Regions from separate parts of the Homo sapiens genome. Here all the other regions are linked to region 2. A link is a loop called in an ENCODE intact Hi-C map of the cell type or tissue named here. Cell type or tissue: PC-3. All regions are shown on one strand.

What was found. Hi-C counts contacts between places; a loop is a spot of excess contacts. Peaks named below come from ENCODE experiments on the same cell type or tissue, not always from the same donor. Only the 100,000 strongest peaks of a DNase experiment are listed, where the experiment ranks them.
Region 1: a loop joins it to region 2, with 5 times the contacts of the local background. A loop is called at or near these places in 2 of 110 quality-filtered maps.
Region 3: it touches region 2 in a loop (9-fold over the local background); 3 of 110 quality-filtered maps call a loop at or near these places.

Annotation. Positions count from the first base shown.
Region 1 is chr2:31,728,523-31,731,022 of GRCh38, reverse strand. It overlaps LOC107985862 (a long non-coding RNA gene), which reads left to right and starts at 1,736. Exons shown (of 6, transcript XR_001739388.1): 1 at 1,736-1,874. In PC-3, a CTCF peak has its summit at 1,136 (motif pointing right); a DNase peak (open chromatin) is centred at 1,132.
Region 2 is chr2:31,332,821-31,335,320 of GRCh38, reverse strand. XDH (xanthine dehydrogenase) reads left to right here. Exons shown (of 36, transcript NM_000379.4): 36 at 1-1,000. Among named protein-coding and RNA genes, the nearest start is that of XDH, 81 kb to the left of the region's middle. In PC-3, CTCF peaks have their summits at 1,335 and 1,540 (motif pointing right); DNase peaks (open chromatin) are centred at 770 and 1,560; H3K27ac peaks cover 1,567 bases.
Region 3 is chr2:31,383,887-31,386,386 of GRCh38, reverse strand. All of the region lies in intron 9 of XDH (xanthine dehydrogenase), which reads left to right. Among named protein-coding and RNA genes, the nearest start is that of XDH, 30 kb to the left of the region's middle. In PC-3, no CTCF peak of the experiment used is centred here; DNase peaks (open chromatin) are centred at 1,436, 1,826 and 2,436; H3K4me3 peaks cover 860 bases; H3K27ac peaks cover 2,110 bases.

The DNA.
Region 1 (2,500 bases), 400 kb before region 2:
AGATATGAGTGGTTTATACACTGCAATTACAGTGTTGGAGTATTCTCTATTTGTACTTACTTTTACAGTGAGTTTTATACCTTCAGATGATTTATTGCTGCTTGTTAGCATTCTTTTCTTTCAGATTGAAGAACTCCCTTTAGCATTTCTTGTAAAACAGGTCTAAAGTTGGTTTAAATCCCTCAGCTTCTATTTGTCTGGGAAAGTTATTATTTCCCCTTCATGTTTAAAAGATAACTTTGCTAGATATAATATTCTAGGTCAAGGGATTTTTTTTCTTCATCACTTTGAGCATGTTATTCCATTCCCTTCTGGCCTGTAAGGTTTCCTCTGAGAAGTCTGCTGCCAGACATATTGGAGCTCCTTCATATGTTATTTGCTTTTCTCTTGCTGCTTTTAGGATCCCCCCTTTGTCCTTGATCTTTGAGAGTTTGATTATGGTATATCTTGATGTAGTCCTAAGTGGGTTGAATTTTCTTGGTGTTCTTTGACCTTCTTGTATCTGGATATTCATATCTTATTGTTTCTTTAAATAAACTTTCTACTCAGATCTCTTTCTCTAGACCAAAAACTTTTGATTTGCCCTTTTGAGGCTATTTTCTAGATTTTGTAGGCTTACTTAATTTTTTAAATTCTTTTTTTCTCCTATGACTGTATTTTCATATAGTCTGTCTTTGAGCTCACTAATCCTTTCTTCTGCTTGATCAATTCTTCTGTTGAGACTCTGATGCATTTTTCAGTTGGTCAGTTGAATTTTTTGGCTCCAGAATTTCTGTTTGATTTTTAAAAATTATTTCAATCTCTATGACAAATTTATGTGATAGAATTCTGATGAATACCTCCTTTGTGTTACCTTAAAGTTCGTTGAACTTCCTCAAGATAGCTCTTTTGAATTCCCTGACTGAAAGGTATCTTTGTCACTCCAGGATTGGTCACTGGTGCCTTATTTAGTCTGTTTGATAAGGTCACGTTTCCCTAGATTTTCTTGATGATTGTTGATGTCTGAGCATTGAAGTTAGGTATTTATCCCAGTCTTTGCAGTCTGGCCTTGTTTGTACCTGTCCTTGAGAGGGCTTTCCCAGAATTCAATGGGGATTGAGTGTTGTTACCAAAGCCTGTGGTCATTGAAGCTGTTTTAGCACTAGAGGGCACCCTAAACTGAGGAACACTGTGATTTTTGCAGACTCCTAGATACACAGCCTTGGTGTACTTGGTGGATTTGGGGAAGATAAGGGAGACTTCTCCAGGTTCCAGGTGAAGTCTGTTGCTCTTCTCTTTCACTTTCCTTCAAGGAGAAGGAGTTGGTGATATGGTTTGGCCCTGTGTTCCCACCGAAATCTCATCTTGAATTGTAGCTCCCATAATTCTCTCATGTTGTGGGAGGGACCCAGTGAGAGATAATTGAATCATGGTGGCAGTTTCCCCCATACTGATCTCATGGTAGTGAATAAATCTCATGTGATCTGATGGTTTTATAAGGGGAAACCCCTTTTCCTTGGCTCTCATTCTCTTCTCTTGTCTGCCGCCACGTGAGAAGTGCCTTTAGCCTTCTGCCACGGTTGTGAGGTCTCCCCAGCCAAGTGGAACTGTGAGTCCATTAAACCTCTTTCTTTTGTAAATAGCCCCGTCCTTGGGTATGTCTTTATTAGCAGTGTGAAAATGGACTAATACAGTCAGTCTCTGCACTGAACTGGAGTTGGGGAGGGGTGACGTGGGCACTCCCATGGCCACCACAGCTGGCACTGATTGGGTCACACCTGAAACTTATGACCTTCCAGATGAACACAGTACTGGGACTTGCCCAAGACCCACAGCCACTACTTCCTGCCTGCCTGCTGCTGCTGTTTATTCAAGACCAAAGAAGGGCACTTTAGGTAAAAGGGCATAGTTGGTGAATCCTGCTGGGACAGGGTCCATCCCACCAGGTCAGCAGATTGGTCTAGAAACACCACCCAGGAACAAAGGCTTGGAACTGGGAGCTTTAGGAATCTGCCTGTTGCTTTATTTTACTAGGCTGAGCTGATCCTCAGGTTGCAAAACAAAGTCCTCTGTACTATTTCCTCTCCTTCTCCCAAGCGGAAGGAATTTCTCCCTGCACTGCACTGCACTGCACTGCACTGCACTGCACTGCACTGCCTGGAGTTAGGGAGAAGTGATGCAGGCACTCCTGTGGTCACTGCAGATGGTGTTGCATGGGGTTGCACCCCAAGTCCACTGCCTCTGTGACCAGTGCAGCACCAGGGCTTGCCCAAGGACTATGATCTTAATCGCTGTGGCCTGACTGCCATTCAAATTTATTTGGGTCCCCAGGCCACTTTAGTCAGCTGGTGCTGAAGCTGGCCAGGATTAGAGTTCCTTCTGCTGGGGTGGGAAATTCCCCTCTGGCCCAGGGCTTGTCTAAATGCTCCCTCTGTGGGCACTGGCAGAACTCTGCCTGGTATTGTATTCCACTGTGATAGGGTGGTACTGAATTCCAGTGAAGAATCCCACACATAATTTG
Region 2 (2,500 bases):
TTGAGCACGTACAATGTTCTAGATTTCTTTCCCTTCCTCTTTGAAGAGAATATTTGTATTCCAAATACTCTTTGAGTATTTACAAAAAAGATTATGTTTAATCTTTACATTTGAAGCCAAAGTAATTTCCACCTAGAAATGATGCTATCAGTCCTGGCATGGTGGCTCACCCCTATAATCCCAGCACTTTGGGAGGCTAAGGCAGGAGAATTGCTTGAGCCCAGCAGTTTGAGACCAGCCTGGGCAACATAGAGAGCTCCTGTCTTTAAAAAAAATTTTTTTAATTAGTTGGTCTTGATAGTGCATGCCTGTAGTCCCAACTACTTGAAAGGCTGAGGTGGAGAGATCATTTGAGCTCAGGAGGTTGAGGCTGCAGTGAGCTATGATTGCGCCACTGCACTCCTGCCTGAGCGACTGAGCAAGATCTTGTCTCTGAAGAAAAAAAAAGAAATAAAAATGCTGCTATCAAAATCAAGCCCAACCAGAGGTAGAAGAGCCAAGAAGCCTGGGTTCTCATCCTAGCTCTGTCTCTTCTGTCTCTATCTTTGTGATCTTGGACTGTCAATTCCCCTTCCTGTGATCCATTTTACTGCAAACATAAGGGTTGCAGTAAAGGGTTGTCTCACGTCTTCTGCTTTAAAAGCCTATAAATATATGACCTGAAAACTCCAGTTACATAAAGGATCTGCAGCTATCTAAGGCTTGGTTTTCTTACTGTCATATGATACCTGGGTCTAATGAACTCTGCTGAGATCACCTCAAGTTTCTGCGGTTGGTAAAGAGAACAAGGGAAGAACAAACATCCCTTTTATTGCTCCAAATGGTGATTTAATCCCTACATGGTGCTGGGTGGACAATGTGTCACTGTCACATGCCTTCACTGTATAAATCCAACCTTCTGCCAGAGAGAATCTGTGGTTCTGGCCATGGAGGGAGGATAGTGGAAATGATATAGTTGGACTGGTGCTTGATGTCACTAATAAATGAAACTGTCAGCTGGTTGGCGTGTGAAAAATGCTTATTAATTATCATCACACCAAATGCTAGTATCTTCAGTATCTTGGCCAGCCTTCATTTCTTGAAAACACACACACACACACACACACACACTTTCTTACAAAAATCCCTCTCCAGAGTATCCTAGATATGCTGGCTGTTGTACAGCATGGTCAAGGTAGAAGAGCTTTAAAAACTAAACGAGTGTTTACACTGAGATCCAGGTCCATTTCAGATGATTTTCTGGGATGTTCTGGGACAGGGCCTGAGACCTGTCACTTGTTTTTAGTGAAGCTCTTGGGGTGAAGCAGTGACACAGAATTCCCTTGTGTGCTTAGGTACCAAGGTGAGAGTAGAGTGGTCATGAAAATCCAACAAGAAAGTGCTTTGTGAACTAGAAATCACTGTGCTATTCAGAGGCATCGTCCGTCTGAGACACCTTGCCTTGCCCTGTTGTCTTAAAGTGCTTCCAGTCTATACAGTGAGATGTCTTGGTCTTTTTTGGTGTTGCACAAGGAATGCAGTCAACACTGCCTGCGGTATCGCCTGGAACCTGCAGAGGGCAGTAGAAGATTGAACAAGGGGCAATATTGTCCAGGTGGCCCAGCAGCATCGCATTTGTTAACCATTAGGTACTGATTTAGGTAGGATCTCTGCATAGACCAGATGTCCTCGGAGGCTTCCCCAAGAGCTGAATTCAAAGCTGACTTAGGGTTTTAGAATGACAAAAGTCTCAAAGGAGCTCTCCAAAGACATGGGTCAGCCGTGGGAGTCTGAGCTCCAGATGAATGGCTAGCAAGGGGAAGGCAATTCTTATTTTCAGAGTATCTGCAACTTGCCAGGTGACAAGGTGAATGCTTTACCTACAGGGTCTCATTTAATCCTCCCAGTGGTTTTACGAGGTAGGTCCTTTAACCCCTATAACCACATGAAGGAGAAGCCCTACCCCTGACCATGCTGAGGGCTTACTCAGAGACATTTACTCCTAAGTGCCCACCACAACCAGCGGGCAGCTCCCTTACAGGCCAGGAAACCTGGTGTGTATTGGGAGTCACCTGCCTGTCAGAGTGGACAGTTGCTAGCCAGGCTCACGGAGGTGGATGGAGGCACCAGGATGCCCACCGTTTCATTTATAGGCAGGCTGAGGATTCTCTTGCTGGCACGGCCAGGGTACTGAGTTGTCATCAGGGCAGCTGATGAGACTCCCCTTACTCCAGAGCTAGGTGGCTGGGAGGCTGGGACAGGAGGGCAGGACAGAGGTTGTAGGAGGAACTCTGGGCAAGGGATAAGGACAGAAATAGTCTTAGCTGATTGATTTATGACTGAGAACATCCCCGAACCCATGGTATTTTTATCTTTTGCGGAGGGGGAGCCTGGAAACCTGTCCATTTGCTGCCTATTTTGGATCGTGGGACAAGATGATTCCTGACATACAGCTTCCTTAAACATGAGGTCACCCTGGTGCCCCCCAGGCCCAGGAGCCTGCCCTTTTGTTTTGTTTCTA
Region 3 (2,500 bases), 51 kb before region 2:
CTGCCAGGGGGTCTGGGGGTGTTTCTAGGTCCTCTTGCCCATCCTCACCTCCCCCTGACTTTACTTGCCTCTGCACCCTATCCCTCTGCCCCACTGACTACCTGGAGCCCACTGGAAATCCCTGGACACTCCAGTTCCTGCAAAGGCCCCTAGCTGTGGAGTCCCACAGGCCTGGCTCAGCCCCTTGCTGGATGTGTGACCTCAGAAAAGTTGCTTGTCCTCATCTACCCTCATTTTCTGTTTTTTATATGGGGATACTAACAACTCCTTGAAGGATTGTTTTGGGTGTGAAATGAGATCCTTGCATGTAGTTGACTTCTCTCCACAAACATTTACAGAGCACCGAGCATGAGCCAGGTACTCTGGAAGGGGCTTGGGATACAAAGCTCAATTGGACATGGTTCCTTGCCTTCAAGGGCCTTCTAGTCTAAGGGAGGAGGAACTAATTTAAGCAAAGTGTCTAGGCCAGTGGCTGATGGACACTAGAGGTTCCATAAATGTCGCTTTTGACCCCACCACCCCACTTTTTCTGGGGGAGGATGTGATAAGGTAAAGAAGAGGAGAGCTCCAGGTGTGACTGTGTTTGTGTTGCCTATGACCATGGCCACCTGCCCTGTCAGTGCTACCACCTAGGACGTGAGGCCTGGAATAGTTGAACAGGCTGGGAGACTCAGAATATGCACCTCTCAGCCCCAGTGCTGTAAGAGATGGGGAGAGGTTCCCAGGTCCCTGCTAATCTCTGTCGATTTCTAAACCTGGCATGGCCTATTTCTACTTTGCTGGATCCCAAGCCTAGTGAGGATCTAAGGAGGAGACCGTGGGACAGCTGAGGACCTCTGCTGTGGAGGGGCATGCTCTCCTTCTAAGCAGTCAGGTCCTGGCTCTGGTTCCTGAAGGAGCTGCCAAGCCCTGAGTTCTGGTTGGCTCCTCAGCCACAGAGAGGAGAGCCTGGCTTGGGTCAGTGCTGATGGAGTCAGAATGGACGCCTCCCTCGTGCGCACATATACATAAGATAGAGTCCCCAACTGTGGTTTTGTGACACACTGAGGCAGCAGGGTGGGCTGAGACACACCTCAAGAAATGTGATCTTGATGGCCATGGCTCAACAGGACTCATGGCTCATGTAGCTCAGGTGTAGCTTGATTTAAGGTGGCTGGGGGAATCTTAGGAGGTCCTTCTTTTTTTTTCCTCAAAGACAGGGTCTCACTCTGTTGCCCAGGCTGAAATACAGTGGTGCAATGTCACCATAGCTCACCTCAAACTCATGGGCTCATGTGGTCCCCCACCCCAGCCTCAAGGGGATCATTTCACACTTGCATGCTCCCTGCCATGAGCCATCCAATGTCCTGGGCCCAGTTGGATTCCAAGAGAAATGAATAACAAAGATTACCTAAGTTCCACAATTAGAAATGATTTCTCAAGACCATTTCCTTCTGCGCCACTCCCTTCTCTCTTATACATACCCCAATAGCATAGTCACCTCCAGTCAACGCAGAGTGTTGGGGGAAGGCAGACAAAGAGAAAACCTTAGTAACGTAGAACTTGCTGCTTCAATCTGTGTTCTTTGTCCTGGAAGCTGATATTCAAAAGGGGCTGGTATTCAGGTGCTTCTAGGATTTCTGAAGGGAGCTTTGAAGATTCTGGAATCTGGGGATCCACAAAGCCTAGGGCCCCCTTCAGAAATCCTAAACAGCACCTGGGGGGAAGGGGGGGCAAAGAGGTCACAGGTATTTCTTTTTTAACCTTTTCCATCTATACACTGTTGGCAGGGCTGGGAGAGGTGCTGAGCCAACTGGGTCTAAGGAACAGAGGCACACTTGTTTAACAGAGGCTTCTGACTCATTTAGTCAGGAAGGCCAGAAACCACACACAGATGTGTGGCCCCGCAAAGCCAGACAACTTGAAGAACTCAGGCAGATAGTGGGAACTGGAGGACAGATTTGAAGTTTTCCCTCCCATTTTCCTTTTTTGTTTTAATGTTAAACTTTCATGTTTTTATTACGATTATACCCCAACACGAATAATCATTCCAGTACTGAAATTTGGTTATTCTTAGCTGTGTGATTTGGGCAAGAAACTTAACTTTTCTGTGCCTCAGCTTCTTCATCTATAAACAGAAAAATCATAGTACCTCATAGGGTTGTTGTGAGCATTAATTAAGTTAAAATAGGGAAAGTGCTTAGAAGGGTTCCTGACATACCTTAATTTCCTGTGTTTTCTAATGTACACAAACACACACACACACACACACACACACACACACACACTAGAGTGAATTCAAACTCATTTCATTTGAATTCAGGTAGGTTTTTTGAGAGGGAAAGAAAGACCTAGTTTTGGGCTGACAGTCCAAAGACTGCATCTAATCCCACCCCTGGTCTACTGAGTTTCCTATTCCCAGACACCTACAGTCACCAGAGAGCATATTATGATTGTGGATATGTCATATATCCTGTGTGTAATGGTGAGAAAAGCTGCTAAGGCCTGCCCTGGTGATACA